Regions from separate parts of the Homo sapiens genome. Here region 1 is linked to region 2. The links are chromatin loops, found by intact Hi-C in ENCODE. Cell type or tissue: heart right ventricle. All regions are shown on one strand. Each heading gives the region's core, and the rest is flanking DNA. Links, peaks and the distances in the headings are about the cores only.

What was found. Hi-C counts contacts between places; a loop is a spot of excess contacts. Peaks named below come from ENCODE experiments on the same cell type or tissue, not always from the same donor. Only the 100,000 strongest peaks of a DNase experiment are listed, where the experiment ranks them.
Region 1: it touches region 2 in a loop (4-fold over the local background); 1 of 110 quality-filtered maps calls a loop at or near these places.

The regions. Positions count from the first base shown.
Region 1 is chr18:13,675,500-13,684,507 of GRCh38, reverse strand. FAM210A (family with sequence similarity 210 member A) reads left to right here. Exons shown (of 4, transcript NM_152352.4): 2 at 2,403-2,903. The coding sequence starts at 2,431. Among named protein-coding and RNA genes, the nearest start is that of FAM210A, 47 kb to the left of the region's middle. RefSeq lists an enhancer at 7,941-9,008. In heart right ventricle, for the core only: a CTCF peak has its summit at 3,690; a DNase peak (open chromatin) is centred at 3,705; H3K27ac peaks cover 1,545 bases.
Region 2 is chr18:13,560,287-13,569,294 of GRCh38, reverse strand. The region is part of intron 4 of LDLRAD4 (low density lipoprotein receptor class A domain containing 4); the gene reads right to left. Among named protein-coding and RNA genes, the nearest start is that of MIR4526, 46 kb to the left of the region's middle. RefSeq lists enhancers at 169-318, 2,339-2,418, 2,000-2,627, 6,306-6,725, 6,776-6,825. In heart right ventricle, for the core only: no CTCF peak of the experiment used is centred there; DNase peaks (open chromatin) are centred at 3,874 and 4,529; H3K27ac peaks cover 2,500 bases.

The DNA.
Region 1 (9,008 bases), core at 2,293-4,792, 120 kb before region 2:
TCATTCTTGTTATTATACAGTGCCCCTCTTTAACTCTTATAATCAAAGAATGTTTGCAGTCTGCTTTGTCTGAAATTAATCTCCAGTATCACTTTTTTTTTTCTTTTTTTGAGACGAGTCTCACTCTGTTGCCCAGGCTGGAGTGCAGTGGCGCGACCTCGGGTCACTGCAGCCTCCACCTCTGGGGTTCAAATGATTCTCCTGCCTCAGCCTCCCAAATAGCTGGGATTACAGGCGTGCACCACCATGCCCGGCTAATTTTTTTTTATATTTTTAGGAGAGATGGGGTTTCACCATGTTGGCCAGACTGGTCTCGAACTCCTCACCAGGTGATGTGCCTGCCTCGGCATCCCAAAGTACTGAGATTACAGGCGTGAGCCACCGCTCCCAGCCCAGTATCACTTTTTAAAAGACTTCTTGGGAGCCTATTTATTTTGCAAGATTTGCAGTTTCCCTTATCAACTCATTTGTACTGTTGTTGGATTATCTGTGAGAGTCTGTTAGGAGCTGATGTTAATTATTCATTTGGGAGGGATGAGTCAGGGGATTAATTTTTGTAGGTGGATAATTACTAATGAATGTTTTTATATGATGACAGTTTTTGTTTTGCCAGTCAACTTTGTACACCAGATAAAGAATATTCGTGTAAGATGGAGTATCTGTATTTATTGCAGTGCTCATTTATAGGGGTGCTAATTCAGATCTCACTGTCTGTTACTTAGGATATAGTTAAAGTGTCTGTTCTCAACATGTTAGTAGTAAGGTAGAGCTGGCATTGGGAGTGGGAAGGCATGTGTGGTACCACCTGATGTTGAAGGAAGGGGACTGATTGACTATATGGTAATGGCTACTATAATTACATTTACCACTGGGAGAACCTTTGTCTAGAGAGGCTAAGTAATTATCTGGAAGTCTCTATAATTCTTAAAAAAAAAAAAAAAAAAGGCTTGCAGTCTTGCTGTATTGTCCAGGCTGGAGTGGAGTAGCTGTTCACAAATGCATTACAGCCTCAAATACCTGGGCTCAAGTGTCCTCCCATCTCAGCCTCCCGAGTAGCTGGAACCACAAGCCGAAGCCACTGTGTCTCGCCATCTTGTAAATCTTTGTTCTATGCTGATGCCAGATCAAATAGTGAGACATCACTCTACACTTTTTTTCTCTCCACCATTGATATGGGGGTGGGGAAGAAAATAAATACCAGGCAATTCTTCTCGCCATTCAATAACGTAAGTGATTTATAACTTGATAACTTAGTCCGAAGGCATTATAGTGTAAATAATACTAATATCAACAATTCATCAGATTTTAACATTTGTAATCATAAATAACATTTATGATGCTCATTAGTTTACAAAAGTGTCTTTACATCAGAAATTTTATGTAATTCCTGGTGACAATCCTGTAAAGTCATCTTCATTTTAGTAGTGGACATGGGCTTGGTTCCTGAAAGGGAATTATGTGGAATTATATCCCCAAAGCATCAGAACCCAGATCTTATTTTTTCCCCCACTATACTACACTGCTTCTATAGAACAAGAGGCCTCAAAACATTATTCCCCATGGTGTCAGCTGGACTAGTTTACCATATCATATTTAAATGGTGTGTTTTATGAGATTTTTATTATTTTATTTTATTTTTGAAACGGAGTCTTGCTCTGTCCCCCAGGCTGGAGTACAGTGGCATGATCTCAACTCACTGCAATCTCCACCTCCTGGGTTCAAGCAATTCTCATGCCTCAGCCTCCCGAGTAGCTGGAATTACAGGCACACACCACCATTCCCGGCTAATTTTTGTATTTTTAGTAGAGACAGGGTTTTGCCATGTTGGCCAGGCTGGTCTCGAACTCCTGACCTCAAGCGATCCGCCTGCCTCAGACTCCCAAAATTCTGGGATTACAGGCGTGGGCCACCTCACCTGGCTTATTTTATTTTATTTTTCTGAGCTGGAGTCTTGCTGTGTCACCCAGGTTGGAGGGCAGTGGCCCGATCTCAGATCACTGCACCCTCCGCTTCCCGGGTTTAAGTGATTCTTCTGCCTCAGCCTCCTGAGTAGCTGGAATTACAGGTGCCCACCACCACACCTGGCTAATTTTTGTATTTTTAGTGGAGATGGGGTTTTGCCATGTTGGCCAGGCTGGTCTCGGAACTCCTGATCTCAGGTGATCCACCCGCCTTGGCCTCCCAAAGTGCTGGGGTTACAGGTATGAGTAACCACACCTGGCCTTTATGAGATTTTAAAATTACACTGTGCTTAAACTCTATACCCTAACATCAGTTTTTGTGGATTATGTAGCAGTGTCTGTCTTTTTACTTCCTAATGGTTAATGATTGATTTTCAAATGAATTGATTTAAAATGGAAACCTAAGTATTACCTAATTTTTTTGAAAAATTGTCTTTGTAGAAGCTGAAACCTATCAACACTCTTCAAAATGCAATGGAATGTACCACGGACTGTATCTCGACTGGCACGCAGGACATGCTTGGAACCACATAATGCTGGTCTCTTTGGACACTGTCAAAATGTAAAGGGACCTTTACTTTTATACAATGCTGAATCCAAAGTGGTTTTGGTACAAGGCCCTCAAAAACAATGGTTGCATTTATCTGCTGCCCAGTGTGTTGCAAAGGAAAGGAGGCCATTGGATGCTCATCCACCCCAACCAGGAGTCCTTCGCCATAAGCAAGGGAAGCAACATGTTTCATTCAGGAGGGTTTTTTCATCCAGTGCCACAGCTCAGGGAACTCCGGAAAAAAAGGAAGAGCCTGATCCTTTGCAAGACAAATCTATTAGTCTTTATCAACGATTCAAGAAGACATTTAGACAGTATGGAAAAGTTCTGATTCCAGTGCATCTAATAACTTCTGGTGTTTGGTTTGGAACATTTTATTATGCAGCCTTGAAGTAAGTTTTTGCTTAGTTGAATGTCTTTCCCTGTCTTACCAGAATATTAATCTTTTTAATTGTACTAATGATAGCTTTAGATTTTTAAATGCTTTAATGTTTTTCATCAATAGAGGATAACTGTTTTTTCACATTTTAATAATAATAGCTAACATTTGCTTACTGTTTGGAGCAAGCATCTGGTGCAGTTTTTAACTGTTTCATCTTATTTAATCCTCCCAGCAACCATATAAAGCAAGTTACACAGTTACACCCATTTTATGAATGAGAAAACAGATTAGGCAAGGAGAAGTAAAAATAGTTCAGCTTTTCCCAAAATAACTCAGTTGCTAAGAAGTGGTGCCTGGACTAAAAACCCAATTAGGTGCGTCTGATCTCAAAGCATACACTCTCCTATATGCAGATCTCATCCTGGCATTCAGGAAAGCACAGACATAAAATAATCAAATTTCAGAAATTTGGCAGCACCATGACTCCATAATTATATATTTCTTAGAATGTTCATAAATGTGAAAAGATGTCTATTTTGCCATATGTATGGTTTTGGTGGGAAATTTGCAAGATTTTGCCAAAGTCCGGCTAATTTGTTTGCATTGATATTACCCAAGTCCAGTAAGTGTCAAGGAAAGGTCTTTTGTTCTGATCAGAAATTAATCTAGTAGGTCTAGCCTCCCAGTGTTTTGAAACATACAATTTAAAGTGCATCTCTCTTGTTAATACTATGCCTTCCCCTTAAGGTAAGTTATTTGCTTCACACTGCTTTAGGCTTAGGAGGACCAGTGATTTCCCATTTCTGCCACTAGTCGGCCGAGTGCCCATTCCTCAGTGTCCGGGCCTGGTGTGCGTGAAGGACTTAGACACTTCAGTAAACTCTCCTAATTGGTTGAGAATTATTTTATACTTTCCAGAGTTGAGTGGTTTTCAGTGCTTGATTATATTTAATGGCTTGATATCAAGACATTAACAAAATATGGTTAGTGTTGTACGTAAAGCTCACTCTTTAGAAGCAGCCTATTGCAGACTAAGCTATAAGTAGCTCTTCCAGGATGATGGAATAGAAACTACCTATTTTTGGGAACACAGGACCACATAGATTTCTTGACAAAATTTCTAAAAGGATTTTTTTTCACCTTGTGTAATTGATGCTGTTCTGTTTCACTTTGTATCTTTACATTATGTTCCTCTTATTTAATTATATCCTTCTTCATTGCATATCCTTTTCTTTAAGAATTGTATCTTTCCTTGCAGAAGATTCTTTAGGTGTATATTTTATGGAATTGTTTCTTGGTTTATTAATGACATTTTTGGACATGATTAATATTTATAGAAGTCTTCAAAACTGCCCTTGGTTTTTTGACAGAAAATAAAGTTACCATTTTGATCAAAAGTTATTGTAGGCATTCAGTCCTGCTATGTAATGAATGGATTTCTACATATTAAATTTTCTTTTTTGAGTCATGGAGGATTTTTGTGATTCAGTCTGTGAAAGATGACATGAAAAATACATATGTGTTTCTTTTGCCCTCGTCAGGTTGCCCATGTATGATAAGGCAAGGCATTCGGCCTCCTGGCTGGCCTTAGAGGGAGAAATTCAAGCTTTTAATTAATTGAATATGAGATTCTCATTTAGGCTATTAAGAATAATATTTTTGTTCCTTTTACTTTTCCTTATTCTCTGGTAAAAGTTCTGTAACTGAAAAAGTAGACCCAGAATAATCTAGTGATCTTAATAATGCTTAAGATTTCTTCAGTGCTGTGGGCATCTGAAGCAGCTGTGGGTGATGCTCTGTCATCCCCTGTAAAATGCAACTTTCTTAGTTTTATTTTCCTCCCTCTTTTTTGCAGAATGCTTATATGTAAACATGGTGATACAACTGTCTACTTTAAAATAATACCCTTCCCCATTACACCTTGCTTTGGGGCTATTTGTTAGCATAGGAATCGGGTTGCTAGACCACCACTACTGCCCCGCCACGACCACTGGGTCAATTCTGTCATAGCATCACGTAGAGAATTTATAATGGGCAGGATGGGTTGCTTTCCAGAACAGTCCTCCTTGGGGTTTTTATTAGATCCTTCAAAATTTGAAAGTCAATTTATTCTATATGAAGATCTTAATCACAAGTAATGCTTAAAAAAATCAAATTCATGAATGAAAGAAAAAGGAATTCGAATATTTTCACTGTAGGATGATTGTATTTAAAAGTTGAAGTTGATTATACTAAATACAGATTGTCAATTCACCTGACAAGAGGCTAGTTATATTTTAGTGTTGTTCGTTTGTTTGTTTTAACTGGAAAAAGTTCTGTGTTATTTGCTTGTTGCCTACTTACTATTAAAAGAAAGGGAGAAAAATAGTTTGTAGCTGGAAAGATGGGCATTTGACATCATGCCTCATTACTGACCAGTGTTTGTCTTGGTTACCCTGATAGCTCGCATTACTGCCTTTCTAGGCATCGTAGAGCAAAATGTCATTCTATATTTAGAATGACAGAGTGATGAAGTTCTCAGGTTTTTGAAATACTTTATTTCAGGGAGTTCTAAATTGTGCATGCTAATAGATTTTATTTTAAACTGAGCTTTGTTGCCGCTCCTATCTGGCAAAGCCTTGCAGAGATCTGGTGTCTTATGTCCAGAAGTGCTTTAGTTTGATCAAGTGTGGCTCAGCAATGATGATGTGGTCCCTGCATTTAGATGCCTTGTGTTTGAGACCTCAAGTTCCTAAAGTTACAGATCCACTGTGAGGCAAAACCCTGATTGATTTCTACTGCACTTTATCCAGACAGTGAATGTGCTTTTGTCCTTGTGTGTTTCTTCATCTGTGGAAACAGTTGTAAAGCTGGCAGTTTGAGAAGCACAGATTCCTGGCTGGCTGTGGGCACTTCAGAGTAGAAAGTGACAAACAGTAGATGTTTCTGTTTGAATCAGACCCTCATTAATACTTCATGTTCAGTAATTCCAGAGGAAATGAAAGTTATTTTTAAGAAAAGTCATCAACAGTTTAGAAATAAGTGGGGCCGGGCACAGTGGCTCACGCCTGTAATCCCAGCACTTTGGGAGGCTGAGGCAGGCGGATCGTCTGAGGTCAGGAGTTCGAGACCAGCCTAACCAACATGGAGAAACCCCATCTCTACTAAAAATACAAAAATTAGCCAGGCATGGTGGTGCATTACACTACAGAATTGCAGAGCCTGTAATCCCAGCTACTTGGGAGGCTGAGGCAGGAGAATCGCTTGAACCCAGGAGGCAGAGGTTGCCATGAGCCGAGATCTCACCATTGCACTCCAGCCTGGAGCGAAACTCCATCTAAAAAAAAAAAAATATTGGAACTAGATGCTTGCTTCTTTATCTGACAAAGGATGCAGGCCAGTGACAATACAGCTTGTGCTTGGAGTCTCAGTCCATTGTTTGTATGATCTTTTATTTTTTAATTTTTTATAGAGACAAGTCTTGACACCACGCCTGGCCTAAACCTTATCTTAATGAGATTTAGTTGTTATCTAGAAAGAGATTTGAAAAAGAATTGAAACTGAAGATAGAAGATAGAAGAAATGAGATTGGACTCGTAGTTTATTTTTTAATTCATCTCTTTAAACTTCCCTTAAGTTGTTCTGGTTTCCTCTGACTTTTGATGATAAGTAATTTTAATAGTCCTTTCTTGAGGATGATCAGCCATATCTACCGAGGGTGCTCCCTGACTGCTTAGTATTATGGTGAAGTCACAGAGTAGGACATCTTTTCCCTAATTAATATTAAAAATTAAGAGTTTACCGCTACCGTTATCATAATAGATCTAGGCAATGCTCTTTCTTAATGACATAGGGAAAGCTGCTTTTACAGTGGAGGTCTACCGACCCTGCCTTCACCAAGAGGCAAACTCAGTAATACTAATAAGGGAGGAGACCACCCCTCGTATTGTCTTATGCCCAATTTCTGCCTCCAAAGAAAGAAGTAAAAACTAAAAGGCAGAAATGAAGTCCACAAGCAGACAGCCCGGCGCCACACCCTGGGCCTGGTAGTTAAAGATCGAACCTAATCTGTTATCTGTAAATTACAGACATTGTATGGAAAAGCACTGTGAAAATCCCTGTTCTGTTCTGTTGTGTTGTGTTCTGTTCTGTTCTGATTACTGGTGCATGCAGCCCCCAGTCACGTACCCCCTGCTTACTCAGTCGATCACGACCCTCTCACGCGGACCCCCTTAGAGTTGTAAGCCCTTAAGCGGGACAGGGGCCGGGCGTGATGGCTCACGCCTGTAATCCCAGCACTTTGGGAGGCCGAGGTGGGCGGATCACAAGGTCAGGAGATCCAGACCATCCTGGCTAACATGGTGAAACCCTGTCTCTACTAAAAACACAAAAAATTAGCCGGGCGTGGTGGCGGGCACCTGTAGTCCCAGCTACTCGGGAGGCTGAGGCAGGAGAATGGCGTGAACTCGGGAGGTGGAACTTGCAGTAAGCCGAGATTGCGCCACTGCACTCCAGCCTGGGCGACAGAGCGAGACTCTGTCTCAAAAAGAAAAAAAAAAAAAAAAATAGAGGGACAGGAATTGCTCACTCAGGGAGCTCAGTTTTTTGAGACATGAGTCTTGCCGATGCTCCCAGCCAAATAGAGCCCTTCCTTCTTTAACTCAGTGTCTGCGGGGTTTTGTCTGCAGCTCGTCCTGCTGCACTAAGGATGGACAGACTGGCTTTATGTGTCCCTTGTTGTGATGTGCTGAGGTGGACAGTGTCCATTCTGTCGTTTTCCTGTGCGAAAGTACTTAACGTGAATCTCCTCTTGAGGAAACAATCAGACAAACCCAAGTTGAGAGATGTCCTTCCAAGTAGCCAGCCTGCATGCTGCCCTCCTCCACCATAGAATGCTGAGAAGCACTTCTAGAGAAAAGCAGACTAGAGAGACAGGAAAAATAGCCATAAAGGACATACTGGGACAATTTAGGAAACTGTAATCTAGATTATATATTAACTGTAGACTATTGTGTATGTTATAAATGTGATGCTTATGTAGGTGAATGTCTTCGTTCTGATTTAGGGGCGAAGGGTCACAGTGTCCAAAGAGAGCAAGAGCCATCATGGCAAAATGTTAATAATCAGGAAACGAAATAAAGAAGCCAGGGCTCAGGAATGTTAATAATCAGGAAACTGGAAATAAAGAGGTCAGGGGCTCAGGACTGTTAATAATCAGGAAACTGGAAATAAAGAAGCCAGGGCTCAGGAGTGTTAATAATCAGGAAACTGGAAATAAAGAGGTCAGGGGCTCAGGAATGTTAATAATCAGGAAACTGGAAATAAAGAAGCCAGGGCTCAGGAATGTTAATAATCAGGAAACTGGAAATAAAGAAGCCAGGGCTCAGGAATGTTAATAATCAGGAAACTGGAAATAAAGAAGCCGGGGCTCAGGAATGTTAATAATCAGGAAACTGGAAATGAAGTCGGGGCTCAGGAATGTTAATAATCAGGAAACTGGAAATAAAGAGGTCAGGGGCTCAGGAATGTTAATAATCAGGAAACTGGAAATAAAGAAGTCACCACGGCTCAGGAATGTTAATAATCAGGAAACTGGAAATAAAGAGGTCAGCGGCTCAGGAATGTTAATAATCAGGAAACTGGAAATAAAGAAGTTACCACGGCTCAGGAATGTTAATAATCAGGAAACTGGAAATAAAGAGGTCGGGCTCAGGAATGTTAATAATCAGGAAACTGGAAATAAAGAAGCCAGGGCTCAGGAATGTTAATAATCAGGAAACTGGAAATAAAGAAGCCTGGGCTCAGGAATGTTAATAATCAGGAAACTGGAAATAATGAAGCCAGGGCTCAGGAATGTTAATAATCAGGAAACTGGAAATAAAGAAGCCAGGGCTCAGGAATGTTAATAATCAGGAAACTGGAAATGAAGTCGGGGCTCAGGAATGTTAATAATCAGGAAACTGGAAATAAAGAAGCCAGGGCTCAGGAATGTTAATAATCAGGAAACTGGAAATAAAGAGGCCAGGGCTCAGAAATGTTAATAATCAGGAAACTGGAAATGAAGTCGGGGCTCAGGAATGTTAATAATCAGGAAACTGGAAATAAAGAGGCCAGGGCTCAGGAATGTTAATAATCA
Region 2 (9,008 bases), core at 2,392-4,891:
TCAGAGTCTGAGCCCCTGAGCCTGCAGGATGGGGCGGCCCTGGGAGGCCCAAGCGTGGGAAAGAAGTTTCTGAGGCCACGTGTGGGGAAGGCCCCAGGAGTGGGGAGGAGGGCAAAGGGCGCTTCTCTAGTGTCTGCTATGAAAGTATGACATCATCTAAAACAAGCATCTCAGTATTGGATTAGTGTCACAACTTCTCTTAGCTTCTTATAATCATTTTTTTTTTCAAATGATGTAGTTGCTCGTGTAATCCACTAATATCAACTCATTCATAAAATGTTTATTCATGGGGTGCCTACAAACATCACATTGGGTAGAGGGTGCAGGTGAGAGGAGCCAACATCCTTCATGACCAAGGGATTGGTGAAGGTGGGGTATGAGGGTCTTTCCCTGAGCCCTTCAAGATGACCATGCTGACTAGATGTGAACACACTTCCTGGATAGACGCACGCTTGGCTATGTTATAAATTTAAATAACTTGATAAGGTAAGAGACAGGAAGACCTGAAACCTACACTCAGCAGGCCTCTAACCACGGGGTCTGTCTACTGTGATACAGAGACCCTAAATTATAACGAAGGCCACAGGTCCTGATGTGGGGCGTGAAGTGCACTCGTTTTTATTCTGCCTTCCCTTTCTTCCTTAGCAAGACTGGAACCTTGTCCAGTTCCTCCTGCAGCTGGTGTGGCCTTACGGTGAGGTTCTGGCCAGGAGACAGTGGCAGAAGCGGTGTGTGGGACTTCTGGGAAGGGTCTTTAAAGGAAGGAGGCATGTATCATTTTGGACTTCAGTTCTTCTTCCATGGTCCAGACTGCAGTGTGAGTGTCCTGGCTGGAGTTCCAGCAGCCATTCTAGACCATGAAACAACCTCAGAGCTGGACACTAAGTGCTGGGAGAGTGGGGCCGAAAGAGATAACCTGGATCCTCGAGGACTTAGTGGGGCCCCTATACCAGCCCCATGCTGCCTTCTGCAAACTTGTTTTTTTCTTTTTTTTTTTTTTGTAAACGGAGTCTCACTCTGTCACCCAGGCTGGAGTGCAGTGGCATGATCTTGGCTCACTGCAACCTCCACCTCCCAGGTTCAAGTGATTCTCCTGCCTCAGCCTCCTGAGTAGCTGGGACTGCAGGCACACATCACCACACCTGTCTAATATTTGTGTTTTTAGTAGAGACAGGTTTCGCCATGTTGGCTAGGCTGGTCTCGAACTCCTGACCTCAGGTGATCCCCCCACCCCCCACCTCCTCGGCCTCCCAAAGTGCTGGGATTACAGGTGTGAGCCACAGTGCCCGGCCAAACTTGTTTCTAATGTGAGGCAATAACTGCTTGTGGGTTGAAGGCACGATGACCAGATGTCTGTGACTCACAATTCCTAACAGTGACACCCACTATAACAAAAAATCCACAGCGTTAATACTTTCATTATTTCCAATAAGCCAAGACATGTCCAAACTAGAGTTTATAGGGTAGAGTTTAAATGATGACACCATTATCACTGTGTCACTCTATTTTTAAAATAAGCAAATATTCTATTTTTTTTTTTTTAACAAAAAAAGTTCTCATAGCTCAATTTTCAAAAGGGAACTTTCTCTATTTTACCAACGTCACAATTATGACCTGTCAGATGAATGGAAACCAGCAGGGGAAGTTCATTTGCATTCAGGGGAAAGAGAAAAGCAGTTTAGAGAGAACTCTTGGTTTTGTGCTAATAGTCTCAGATCTTCAGAGAAGTTCAGTGCTGAGAAAATGTTTTTAAGAGCCTCAAACAGCTTGAGGGTGTTTAATTTTACTTAGGCAGCTGGGTCTTCTGCAAAAGCGTAACTCCTGGGGGGCTGCAGCGGCGGGGGGTGGTGACAGTGCGTTTGCAGGCAGGCCCTACGGCAGCAGGCCTCAGGAACTGAAGCCGAGCAGCATTAGCTATAAAGAGCTCCCAGGTCAACAAGCCCCTCATCTCTGCCTTCAGTCCAGCTACTCCAGGAATCTGAAGCAATCCAGACACTGTTAGATTAGGAAGACGCAAGGTACTTGTGTTTCTTCCCTACGTGTGTGTATTTGTCTTTCTTAGCAGCGCCCCTGGACTCTTAGGGTACCCACAAAAGCACATGCACGTCATAGTTAAACTAGTGAAGCTGGGAGGCAGGGGGAAATGATTAATATTGACCAAGGCAAACCAGAGCAACCCACGATGAGGATGAGGTCAGTGACACGGGAACAAGTCTGCGTGCACTGGCAGGGCTGCTTCCCCCCTGGGCCAGGCGCGGCTTGGTTCTAGGCTCTTTCACACACGCTGTGTGACTCCAGGCCAGGCTGCACCAGGCTGGGCTTCGCTTCCCCATCAGCTCAGCAGGACCCTCTCCTCACAGGGACACTGAGTCCATTGAATTTCTAGCACAGTATTCAGCACAAAGCAGAAGTTCAACAAGTCTAAATGATTTTCCACTTTCCATGCTACTCTAATACCCTTTGGGCAGATGTTTGTAAGTAAACCTATACATATTTAAATCCTCTCTTTTTGGGGGACTGTGGGGAGAACCCATGTGTCAAGGATAAAGACATAAAGCCATAGTATAGCACCACATCAATTATTTCCACTGGGCCAAGAGACACCTGCTGTCATTTAATATAAGGCATACTCTTGGCTGGGCGCAGCGTCTCGTGCCTGTAATCCCACCGCTTTGGGAGGCCAAGGCGGGTGGATCATGAGGTCAAGAGATCGAGACCATCTTGGCCAACATGGTGAAACCCCGTCTCTACTAAAAATACAAAGATCAGCCGGGCGTGGTGGCAGGCGCCTGTAGTCCCAGCTACTCGAGAGGCTGAGGCAGGAGAATCACTTGAACCCAGGAGGTGGAGGTTGCAATGAGCTAAGATTGCGCCACTGCACTCCAGCCTGGCAACAGAGCGAGACTCTGTCTCAAAAAAAAAAAAAAGTCTAAGGCATGCTCTTTATTGAAAATATAAGAAAACTCATGCCCGTTGTGCTGAACAGAGATGGGTGTTGGCTTCTCCTCCAGGACAGACTGACCTTCCAGAGACAGGAACAGGAGCCAAGGGATAGCTTACTGTCCTGGCTCAGTGCCCTTTCCCCTACTATCTCCCCAGCACTGACGGGGGTCTCATTGGCTGCCCGTTAGTCTTGTCATCAAGTCCCACCAAGCGGATGTAACTGTAACCATGTTAGACACCTGCCCTCTCTACCAGACACCACAGCCCCAGGAGCAGGGGCTGGGAGGGAGCATTTCTGTGTCCCCACTATGAGATGATGCGGGTCCCAGAGAAAATTCATGGCCCAGGCTTGTTGGACTGAACGAATGGACGAATGGCGTGCCTTGGAGCAGCAGCTCGGCTTGTGTTTAATGCCACATGGGACATCATCGTCACAGTCTTCAGAGCCACGTTTGATCAACGCTGATGGAATTCTTCCTTTGAATATCAACACAAACTCCTTAAGGCCCCGTCCAAAATGTGCGACCCCGCAAGCATGGAGGAGCTCTGTCCTAGAGGCTACAAAACACAAATCCCAATTCCCCTCCACACACAAAGTGAGGTGCAGGTACAGAGCTCTGCCACCATTGAGCACACCCATCTCCTTCCCATGGCAGAGAAAGGTTATGCTCACGGCATGAGCCACAATAGAACCCTTTTGTCTGTCTGCTTGTTGACAGGGGCACGAGAAAGGAGAAAAGAATGGGCATTTCAGTACAGCTGGGCTGGCTCGTTCCACAGCCCAAGACAAGCGCCAGGACGGTCCAGCTGTGAGGGCGGCTCATGCCAATGTCACAACCCTGCGATGACAAGGGGCTGTTATCCCCGCCACCCTGGCTGTGTGGCTGAGGACCGCAGCGCCCCTTTGTCCTGCTGCCTGGAGGTCTGCCCGGGCTGCTCGCAGGCCAGCACGGCCGGGCCCTGGCCCAGCTTGGCGCTGGCAACGGCTGTTCGCTTCTGTGGTTCAGGCCCTCACAGCACAAAGGCCCGTCACAGGGGCTGTCTGGGATCAGGGAAGATGGTCTCTTCAGCTGTGGCCTTCATCCCACTCCTGGACACCCCTGGCCAACCCTCTACTGTGGACAACTGGTCGACCTAAAAGCCAATGTATTATGATTTTACAAAACCCCTCTGAGGATACTTGATGTTTTATGGGGAGATATAATCCTAGAAAACCTAGTTGTTTGGTGTATGGCTTTGTTTTACATTGCTGTTTTGGGTTCAAATCATGACGGCATGAGATTTAATTACCTTTATTTTCCAGACAAGGGCATACAGGGTGAAATACATACTCCGTGTTCTAAAATTGTAAGGTAAGCATAATTGACATGCATGGGGCAACTCTGACTATAAATTCCTGCTGGCTGAGCCTCACTTTTAATGTCTGTTTTTTTCTTTTCTTTGGGGAGGCAGGAGGTATGGACAGAAAGCACTCGTTCTTCAGAGAAGGCAGGAGATTCCAATCTAAATCATGCCTAAAGAGCAAGGCACACCTGGACTTGAATGACCCCCGACCAGCCACAGGGAAATCATCACGGGAGGGCTGGAGCACTGCCAAGGCAATGAAGGGAAATGGTTTCCAGACTCACGGCCCCGCCAGGAGGAAGGGGGGCGGCAGCGCAGAGGCGGGGTCGTGGGTCTGCGCACCCTCACCTGCCGCACTCGCCACGACTCAGACCCCACAAAGGCTTGGGCTTTTTTGTGAGTTTTTTTTTTTTTTTTTTTTTTTTTTAGAAAATGGGAACACAAAAATGAACTTTTTCCATTCTCAAAAACAGAAAAACCAAGGAGAGCAGGTGAGGCGAGGAAAGGTTCTCAGAGCACTAAGTATGCAGGTCTTAGCAGAGGGGAAAGACAAGCAAGCCCCACCCTGAGGCCTGGCCACCTGGCAAAGGCGAGCGCTGGGGATGGCTTCAGTATACGCGCTGGCAAGGAAAATTGCCAGAGATGTGCAATTTACCTTTAGATACAACAACATAGGCTTGCTTCTGACAAGGACTACTTGAATAGCAGCCATCCTCCAAACCAGAATACTGCTCCATTTAGGAGGGAAAAAGGAAAGTAAAATTTCTATAATTATCAGCAAAAAGCATCAAAAGGGAGAGAATCTGGGAGTTTGAAAATGGCCTATGCCGGAGCCTGTCGACTCACGCCTATAATACCAACAATTTGGGAGGCCAGGAGTTCAAGACTAGCCTGGGCAACAAAGTGAGACCCCCATCTTTACAAAAAAACCACAATTATCCAGGTGTGGTGGTGCATACCTGTGGTCCCAGCTCTTTGGGAGGCTGGGTTGGGAGGACCACTTGAGCTCAGGAGGTTGAGGCTGCAGTGAGCTATAATTATACCATCACACTCCAGTTTAGGTGAGAGAGAGAGAGAGAGACTCTCTTAAAAAATGTAAATAATAGCAAAATAAAAATAATTTTTTAAAAAGAAAATGGCCCAGCTCTAACCTAGCTGTGGGGGTTTAAACCATAGCTCAAGAATCACTGAGGGGCCTTTAGAGGCCATCTGTTTAAAGATCCTTGAGAACAGGGGTCGGTCTTGTGGCTTCTACATCTCCCGTGGGGCCAGGCATTTGCCAGGCACTTAAGTGTTTATTGATGTATGAGAAGGACGGAGCCTCCCGTTTATCAGCACTCCTAGCTGCCATCCTCCAGTCCTGCTGACGCATTAATGTCGTGACCATTGAGGCATTCAGTAAGGAAGCTCTGTGCCCTGTATGTTTTCTGTTGTGCTGAAAGGAGTCACATGGCAAAGCTGCAGAACATGTCCATTCTGCTCCCTAGACTCACCCTCCGCAAATGAAGACTATCCCCCTTTCACTTCCTTCCTTGTGCTACTCTATCCGGAAAATCGCTGTTGTGTAAACAGATCTGGGGAGTCAGGACATGCAATATCCACCTTCTCAGTGGCCCAAGCTCCAACCTCCTTCCAAGGGGCATCCACAGGCATGGCTGGATGGATTTTCATCTGAAGTGTCTGGAATCCTACCATCCATCCACAATTAAACTGGGTCTAACTGTCAGCCTAAAAAACGCTCTATGGATTCTGGGTTAAAGATTAATTGGGGGTTGTGAACATGCTCATGTTCTCTACAGGCATAATTAGTTATCCCTAAAACAAAGATGCCTGTCATCTCCAAAGATAAAAATAAGTTTTACTAAAAAATATAGAGTGACAAGAAATAGTAAAGCTTCAGGTGTATCTTTGGTAAACCATCAGGTCTGTCCCTAAATCATCAGAAATGGGAAATGAGGGGTTAAGTTTCTTTCCTCTTCTAACAAAGAACTCTATTTGTTACACTAGACCAGGCGACAACCGTCTCTATATAGAGGGTGGCAGTTGGTTCAAGCTCTACCTTCCTTTCTCAGTTGGATCTATTTAAAGCCTGCAGCAGAGGAAACTTGGCAGCTGAATGTTTCCAAAAGTTAGTATACCACTTCCCTACTTCAGATCACACAGGAGGGCACAGCCCGGGAAGCAGAGATTCCTTGGGTGGGAGGGGTAGGCGCCAGCCCAGAGCTCACATAGCCCCCAGGTTCATCAATGTCCCATCGACAGCCTTCACTGGATATTTTTTTAAATCTCACATGTTGCATCTAAAAAAGTGGAACTCACGGAAGCAGAGGGTAGAATGGGGGTTTCCAGGGGCTGGGCCATTAGGGACGATGGGGAGATGTTAGTCAAAGGGTACGAACTTTCAGTTATAAGATGAACAAGTTCTGAGGCTCTGACGGACCGCGTGGGTGGTGAACATGTGAGCCTGACTGTCATCATCAGTCCACAATGTATATACATGTATCAAATAATCACATTGTATACACAGGATAGAGACAATCTTTGTCAATTAAATATATTAAAATTTAAAAAATGTAAACAAATTCATTGATAACAAATTTCAAAGTAATGGACCTAGTTAAGGGAGTGGAGAAACGAGGCAGGCTGAGGTCTCACTGATGTAGGTTGGCAGAGCTGGCTGAGAGTTTCAAAGCCTCAAGGTGGCCAGTCTGGGTCACCGGGATCAAGGATGGTGATTCCATGACAGTCCCTCTACCAAACACAGCTGCACTGTCATTTACCCTCACAGCAAGCCACATCTACCTATAAAAGCAGGTGTGATGATCACCTTTCACAGATGAGGAAATGGAAACTCAGAGACATCAAGCAACTTGTCCAAGGACACATTATCTTAAAAACACTGAGTCAGGACCACGATTTGGGCCTGGATCTATAGGACCAGGAAGTTCTCACTCTACCATGCCAGAGAGGAGAGGGATGCCTCCAACACCAGGTGGTCAAGTAAAATTAATTAGCTAATAATTGTTATTGGATATGCTAGACTTTGTACTTTTTCTTTTGTACTGTTGCTCATTGTTGAACATGTTTGGTTTTTCTTTTAGGTTTTCTCTAATATAAAGAAAACAGTGGTTATTTATAATCATTACTGGAGGGTTTGACAATCAGGAAAACATTAGGTTCAGCTTCTCCGAAATCGATTTGAGATTCACAGCAAGTCCTCATTACACTGCACCACTAGCATAAATTATTGTATATTTTAATGCTCCATATCCCACAACATCCAAGAGATGTTGGTATCAATCCTACACTGAGTCAAGACACGCTTCGGCATACATGTCATCACGTCCGTCTTTGCACAGGTGTCATCACGTCCGTCTTTGCCTTCTCCCAACATGTTTCTTGAACGATAATCAGGACACCACTCCCGATGATGAAGTACACTTCCAACAAATGACTGCTCATCAAGGTCTCAGCTGCAGTGTTTAATCACGCAGCAGAAACCATTTATTTTCTCATATACTTCTCTTTCTTGAAATATCTCTTAATTATCTCATTTACTCCTATATAAAAATGGTGCTCAAAAATTTAATTACAAGGGCAAGATCTTAAGGAGTTGCAAGGTGTGTGTCTATTTCTCGAAGAGACATTTTCAAAAGCCCCAAATTCTATGACTGAGGAAAAATAACTGGATGATGCCCCAGAAAAGAGTAAGGGGTGATAAGTTAACGGAAGCCCATTTCCAAAACTAATTACCTATATATTGTTTCCTAAAAATAAATTCACCCACTCATTTCATGTCACGCTCTTAACGCCTTTCAACCTTTCAAACGTGGAACCTGAAGAATAGCTCCAGTGTGGGCCCTGAATATCTGCAGGATGTTCCCTGAGACAGTAAGATCTGGTAACTGGGGAGCTTTACATACCTGTAAGGCCAAGTGACACATCATAAGCCAATTCACAGGGGAAGAAACAAACCCAGAGCTCTTGGGAGACCTTCCTAAGGTCACACAGATGTGTCTCCATAAAAATCAGAACGAGGCTCCTGGTTTTCCTTTATTTCACACAGGCTTGAAGTTGTTTTGTGCCAAGAGAGCCACAGTGTTAGGCACCTGCTAGCTCCCAGGTCACCTGCAAGCCCTTCCAAGAGTCATTTCAACCGCAGGTCTGCACTCTGTTCTCTACTTTCTTCTCAGCCACAGCAACAACTACAGCTTCATGGACACTTGATGTTGGAATTGAGATTGGAGTTTTCTTTAATTATTATTCTCAACTTAAAAAGCTGACGCTGAAAAGGGAAGCTTGAGCTCAGCAGATCCTTTCACAGAGAGGCTGAGAAGACAAACTCTCTGATTTCTGGTCTTCTCAGAAAAGATTAAAGTCAAAAATCATGGATGAGGAGACACAAATCTGTCTCCAAAATCTTGCCACTTTGGCGTTATGAAGGTCTTTAAGTCAGTCACTCAGAGCCCTACCAGGTCATCTGAAGGGCAAATCCATAGGAGCCCATGGGAAGAGACATCAGCCCCCGTCATCCCCACTGGCACAGAGCCTCAGGTACGATGCAGGTCCCTTCAAGGACCAACCAAGGACAGCAGCACAGTCTGCAGGGGAAAGACCCGAATCCCCTTGGGCTCTGAGATTGGGCCATTACCTACAGCTTCCAAACACCTGCTCAGAAGTCAGAGAAAAGGTGAGCAGCCGGACAGACTCCTTGTGACATG